2 separate regions of the Mus musculus genome follow, and region 2 is linked to region 1. The links are chromatin contacts, found by Hi-C or POLR2A ChIA-PET in ENCODE. All regions are on one chromosome and are shown on one strand. The core of a region is the stretch at or near the end of the contact, and the rest is flanking DNA. Distances in the headings are between cores, read along the strand shown.

Region 1 (3,025 bases), core at 239-2,738:
GAATTCAGAAATCCACCTGCCTCTGCTTCCTGAGTGCTGGGATTAAAGGCGTGCCCACCACACACCTGGCTTCCTTACATGCTTTTTAAAGATTGACCAGTTACACTGCTTGATAAGAAAAAAAAAAAATTACAAGTATAAATTTTATGTTGCTTTATATAAAAAAGACATTAAAATTCTAACAACTTTAAACAAAAGAAATACTAGGAAAATATTTGCCTGAGAGCTGCCTCAGCAGGTTAAGAGTGCTTGTCACTGACTCTGACAACCTGAGTTGAATTCCCAGAACCATGTGACATAGAGAAACTCTCCTTTATACTATCCTCTGACCTTGTACGTGTGCTGTGCCATGCTGTGCACATGCACATGAAGCAAATAATAGGTAAAAATAAAACAAATCTTCCAGGGATTAATTTTTTTAATCCATTATATACCTACCTTTTTTTTTTCCAATTTGTTATTAGATATTTTCTTCATTTACATTTCAAATGCTATCCCGAAAGTCCCCTATACGCTCCCCCTGCCCTGCTCCCCAAACCACCTGCTTCCTGGCCCTGGCATTCCCCTGTACTGGGGCATATAATCTTTGCAAGACCAAGGGCCTCTCCTCCCAGTGATGGCCGACTAGGTCATCTTCTGCTACATATGCAACTAGAGACACAGCTCTGGGGGTACTGGTCAGTTCATATTGTTGTTCCTCCTATAGGGTTGCAGACCCCTTCAGCTCCTTGGGTGCTTTCTCTAGCTTCTCCATTGGGGGCCCTGTGTTCCATCTTATAGATGACTGTGAGCATCCACTTCTGTATTTGCCAGTGTTTTTTTAAAAAGCCAGTCATGCTATTTGGATAATAAAAACATCAATCCCAAAGTGAAACCTTTTTATCTGGGTAATTTTTAATCATATTTCTACCAACTGCCTGAAATACCAGTTGTCTACTAACTGGTATAGTAACACTGTTACTTATAAAGCCCCTCCAACTAGGAATTGAATTGGTGCCTTCAAAGTAAGTTACTTACATGCTGCCAAAGACCACAGACCTTTGAGCTTTCTTGGAAATTGTCTTTGGAAATGTTTGCTCTTGGATGTAATTTTTAGAAAGCAAATTCTGAGGAAGTAAATTCTGTACACAGCAGTCATCTGGTCCCACAGCCAGCTTTCCTCAAATCTCAACTATGCCCGAAAAAGGAGTGGTTAGCATTGTGCTGCTGACTCAAGTCCTTTGCAAGAAAAGGGATGTGTGAGTTGCCTTGATCTTTTCAAAAAGAATTTTCAGTCTAAAATGCATTTTGAGTCAAAATGTTCAAATAACAAGATCAGAGTTCCCCAAGATGACCTTTCAGGCCAGAACACACATTCTTGTCATATTCCTCTTTTAGGTTCTTAGGTTTTGGGTAGTGTGGCTAATAACTCCATAGTGGACCTGACTTGTTTATTTTGCAGAAGTACAGTCCACCCAGCATCTCCTCCCCTGCTCTGTACCCAAGAAGATGCTGAAGTTGCAGAGTCTCCACTGCGCATTCTGGCTGAAACTCCAGACTCCTTTGAGAAGCATATTAAAAGAATCTTGCAGCGTAGTGCTGCCAACCCAGCATTTCTCAAGTAGGAAATTTAGGGCATATGAATTTTAAGATGGGCTTTTTGGTTAAAATGGGGATTGAACTTATGGCTTTGTGCTTACTAGCAAGTGTTTATTGTTGCTTTTGGTCCTTTTTCTGTCCTTACTGTGGTGCAGTGGGAGGGGACTTGGCACATCTCTTCAGCTAGTCTAGGACTTGTCTATTTGGTTGTTTTATTTGACTAATGAGAATAATGACAGAAACTGTTCTGCAAGATCATCTGAAAAGGATTTGGCTCCCCCTCCCGAGGAGTGTCTTCAGCTTATCAGCAGAGCCACCCAGGTGTTCCGAGAACAGTACATTCTCAAGCAGGACCTGGCCAAGGAGGAGATTCAGCGGAGGTAGAGTCCTGTGATGAACAGCCACTAGTCCTTGCTAGGGGTTGCTCAATAACTGTCTATGGAAGCCTGGCCTTCCTTTTAACTTTACTACTGCTTCTTTTTGAAGGGTCAAATTATTATGTGACCAAAAGAGGAAACAACTCGAAGATCTCAATTACTGTCGAGAGGAAAGGTAGGTATCAAACCCAGAGGGGAGAGAACAATGGTGAGTAGTGGACTGCATTCTCACTTAGGATGCTGTGCCACATCATACGGACCCCCAAGGGTTTCTCATCTCTTCAGGAAAAGTCTCCGGGAAATGGCTGAGCGCTTAGCTGACAAATATGAGGAAGCCAAAGAAAAACAAGAAGATATCATGAACAGGTCAGGGGCCATGAAGCATCCAGTTTCCTGCCCACACAGGGTTAATGATGCCACAAGTATTTGGGTACTGCCAGTGTTCACACACCTATAGAGTAAAATGGATCCCCCAACCCTTTGAAGTACTATGAAAGAGGACACTGTCCCCTGACCCCTTCTCTATTGTCTCCTCACCAAATTCTTGAGCTACAAACTTTGTTTCTCTTGTAATTAGCACTTTACTCACATTTCCTTCCTTTTCTTAAGGATGAAAAAAGTGCTTCACAGTTTTCATGCTCAGCTCCCAGTTCTCTCTGACAGTGAGAGAGACATGAAGAAAGAGTTACAGCTGATACCTGATCAACTGCGACATCTAGGCAACGCCATCAAACAGGTAAGAATGGGTGCAGTAATCTAGGGAATAGTTTTATAAAGTGTGAACAGTAAAATACTGTAAAAATGTGTGCAAACCATAGTCAAAATATCTGTGTTCTGTTTGGTACTTGAGGTTACTATGAAAAAAGATTATCAACAGCGGAAGATGGAAAAAGTGCTGAGTCCTCAGAAACCCACCATTACTCTCAGTGCCTACCAGCGAAAGTGCATTCAGTCCATCCTGAAAGAAGAGTACGTTTACTGTTGTGCGACAGGTTTCCCTTGGCGGTATACCAAAAGCTGCCGGTCTGCCTGGATAAGAATCCGGAGTCCAGGCATTTGCTTGCAGAATG
Region 2 (2,975 bases), core at 329-2,828, 38 kb before region 1:
TGAACTTCCACAACAGCCCTGCGTGCTGCAGGGGTTTATCTTCTTGGTAACCGTGGCCTGCGACACCCGGGGCACCAGTTCCATTACCAGGATCCCTGTGAGAACATTTGCATCTCTTATAACAGGATTCCAAAACAGCAAAGTATTTACTGTGGCACAAATCCTTGTGCTCCAGCTACCAGGGTCTGTTTGGAACTGTGGCCGCGCATCTAAGATGCCATTCCTTGAGCACATAAACTAGACTATACCGGTGGGGAAACAATTCTCTATAGACTGCTGTAGTGTAGAAAACTGACAAGCGGATTTGGACATGTGCTCTGTTCTCTCTGGTCTCAAACATAAAAGAACAGTTCTAGTATATAATGCTCGAAATTTGCTTTTGACTATCAAATCCATAAAAACTGAATCTTGTATAATGATCTGTGTGGCCTCTTTTGTTGGGCCTCCTTTCCCTTATTTAAAGAATGCTGTTTAGAATATTAAACATTATTCTTACTGCCATTCATTCGATAAGTCTTGGTATCCAGCATTTACTTTTGTTTTTTTTTTTTTTTGAGAAGTCTTTTTCATGTGACCCTGACTGTTCTGGAACCTGCTGTGTAGACCAGGCAGGTCTCAAACTCAGTTGTTTGCCTACCTCCCTGATGCTGGGACTATAATGCATGAGCAGGGCTTTTGTTGTTTGTTTTGGGGTGTGTGTGAGTGATTTGGTTGGTTTTTGTTTTGTTTTGTTTTGTTTGGGGAGGGGAGTGGTTTTGTTGATTGGTTGATTGATTGATTTTTTTTTAAATACCTTTGAGTGTTTTGGTATCTGCTGCCCTGGAACTGAAGTTAGATAGTTGTGAGCAGGCATGTGGATGCTGGAACTAGAACTCTAGTCTTCTGCAAGAGCAACAATGCTCTTAATCACTGAGCCATATCTCCAGCCTCTTATCCTTGATTCTTTTTTTTTAATAGATATTTCAAATGCTATCCCCTTTCCTAGTTTCCTCTCCAAAAATCCCCTAAACCCTCCTCCTCCCCCTGCTCCCCAACCCACCCACTCCCGATTCCTGGCCCTGGCATTCCCCTGTACTGGGGCATATAATCTTCGCAAGACCAAGGGCCTCGCCTATGATGTAAGCCATATATTCCTGCTCCCAGGAAACCGATGGTCCATTAAAACTGGCCCATGAATTGTTAGGGCGTGCAAAGGTTTCCAACATAAATCCTTCATCCTGTTCTTGGGATTCTGGATCTAATGTCTAATGAGGCCAGGATGTCCACTCCACAGCAACTGCGTGCAGGTCAGCCTGGGCTTTCCAGAATTAGTCGGTTTCAGAAGATCGTTAAGTGATCTTTGAATATACGGTTTTGCGCGAGTTGGGGTGAACCTGAACGCATTCCGCGGTAACAAAGCTTGGTGTGGATTGAGAAAAGCAGGTGAATTGGGGAGAGTGGGCAGCAAGGGAGACATGGTGGTCAAGGTAGCTGAGTCAAGGCCTCCCCGACTGCACTGGCGGCTCCCAGCAGAGGGCGCGGTCCGGCCCGGATGACTGCAGTCCTCTGGGGTGGAAAGCGCTTCCCCGGGCGAGGGCGGGGCTTCCGGCAGCGCGCGAGGTCACACGGTGCCTTGGCCCGGTCGTCCTTCCCTCTGCACGTGTCCGCCCCGCGATGCTCCCTCTGCTGCGTTGCGTGCCCCGCGCCCTCGGCGCCGCCGCCTCCGGCCTCCGAACCGCCATCCCGGCCCAGCCGCTTCGGCATCTCCTGCAGCCCGCGCCCCGGCCATGCCTCCGGCCCTTCGGTTTGCTCAGCGTACGGGCCGGCTCGGCTCGGCGCTCTGGCCTCCTGCAGCCCCCGGTTCCCTGCGCGTGCGGCTGTGGCGCTCTGCACACGGAAGGTAAGGTTCACGCACCCTAGTCGGAGTGCGGCCACCCAGCTTGGAACAGACCCTCGTGATCGAAAGCTTCCCCCCCCTTCTCGCGTCTTGGAAATGTGGCTTAGCAAAGTCCGTAGGGTCGTGGTTTCAAAGTGTGGTTGTTGGTTATGTCTTTTGGAACCAGAAAGAGGATAATTGGGAATTCTTTTGTTTAATATGGGAAGTAATAGTAGTGAGTCCATGATAAGAAATAACCATCTCATGATAAATATCAGTTCAGCTCAGTAAGTATATCCTGCTCTTTTTATAGAGTGAGAAACGGACGTTTTAAGGAGTGATTTGGGCTAGTGTCGTAAGAATGGATACAGTCCGGTCTATCGGTAACCGGCTTTTCTCCCTTTGGGTCATCTTGGCTTTTCTTTTAGGAGACAAGGCCTTCGTTGAATTCTTGACTGATGAAATTAAGGAAGAAAAGAAGATCCAGAAACACAAGTCCCTTCCCAAGATGTCTGGAGATTGGGAGCTGGAGGTGAACGGCACGGAGGCTAAATTATTGCGCAAAGTTGCCGGAGAAAAGTAAGTGGCCCAGGGCTTGTATTCTGGGTTCTCAAGTCGGGAATCCCTGACTACAGCACCCTGTCCTGGCCATCCCCAGGAGAGCCTCAGCTTAGGCCCAGTACTTTGATAAAATGGCTTTTCTTTTTTGGGTTTGTTTGTTTTTTTTTTTTTTCCGAGGAAGGGTTTCTCTGTGTAGCCCTGGCTATCTTGGAACTCACTCTGTAGACCAGGCTGGCCTCGAACTCAGAAATCCGCCTGCCTCTGCCTCCCGAGTGCTGGGATTAAAGGTGTGCGCCACCACAGCTGGCCAATAAAATGGCTTTTAAGAAAGCATTTACTTGGAAAAGTTCTTAGGTTCCAGGGAGTGCATTCTCTGAATGAATACAGACTTCTGGGCTTGGTTATTAAGGAGGCCTGAAGCAGCTCCAGGGTGTGTAGAGGGGAGTCTGGGAGCCACAAGCGCAGTCACTGGCTTACTAATGAGGGATGCTGTGCCCAGTCTGGACCTAAGGGCTGGGACTTTTTTTTTTTTTAATGTTTAATAGTACTGATAAATTCA

What was found. Hi-C counts contacts between places; a loop is a spot of excess contacts on that map. ChIA-PET counts read pairs that join two places held with the same protein, here RNA polymerase II (POLR2A).
Region 2: POLR2A ChIA-PET joins it to region 1 with 14 read pairs in embryonic stem cell. The contact joins the promoter of C1qbp here to the enhancer-like site in region 1. A Hi-C loop is called at or near these places in 1 of 37 maps with a recorded cell type or tissue (left cerebral cortex). POLR2A ChIA-PET finds 5 or more read pairs at or near these places in 4 of 5 experiments (Patski and embryonic stem cell).

The regions. Positions count from the first base shown.
Region 1 is chr11:70,943,778-70,946,802 of GRCm38, reverse strand. Nup88 (nucleoporin 88) reads left to right here. Exons shown (of 17, transcript NM_172394.3): 11 at 1,442-1,600; 12 at 1,833-1,958; 13 at 2,065-2,130; 14 at 2,241-2,321; 15 at 2,565-2,691; 16 at 2,806-2,924. Among named protein-coding and RNA genes, the nearest start is that of Nup88, 25 kb to the left of the region's middle. Within about 2 kb of position 1,488, at least 1 of the 3 ENCODE cell types and tissues checked has a DNase peak (open chromatin) inside an H3K27ac peak, as active enhancers do; it is left cerebral cortex, where a contact is called at or near this core.
Region 2 is chr11:70,981,629-70,984,603 of GRCm38, reverse strand. It overlaps C1qbp (complement component 1, q subcomponent binding protein), which reads left to right and starts at 1,578. Exons shown (of 6, transcript NM_007573.2): 1 at 1,578-1,879; 2 at 2,284-2,434. The coding sequence starts at 1,654. Dhx33 (DEAH (Asp-Glu-Ala-His) box polypeptide 33) reads left to right here. Exons shown (of 12, transcript NM_178367.4): 12 at 1-513.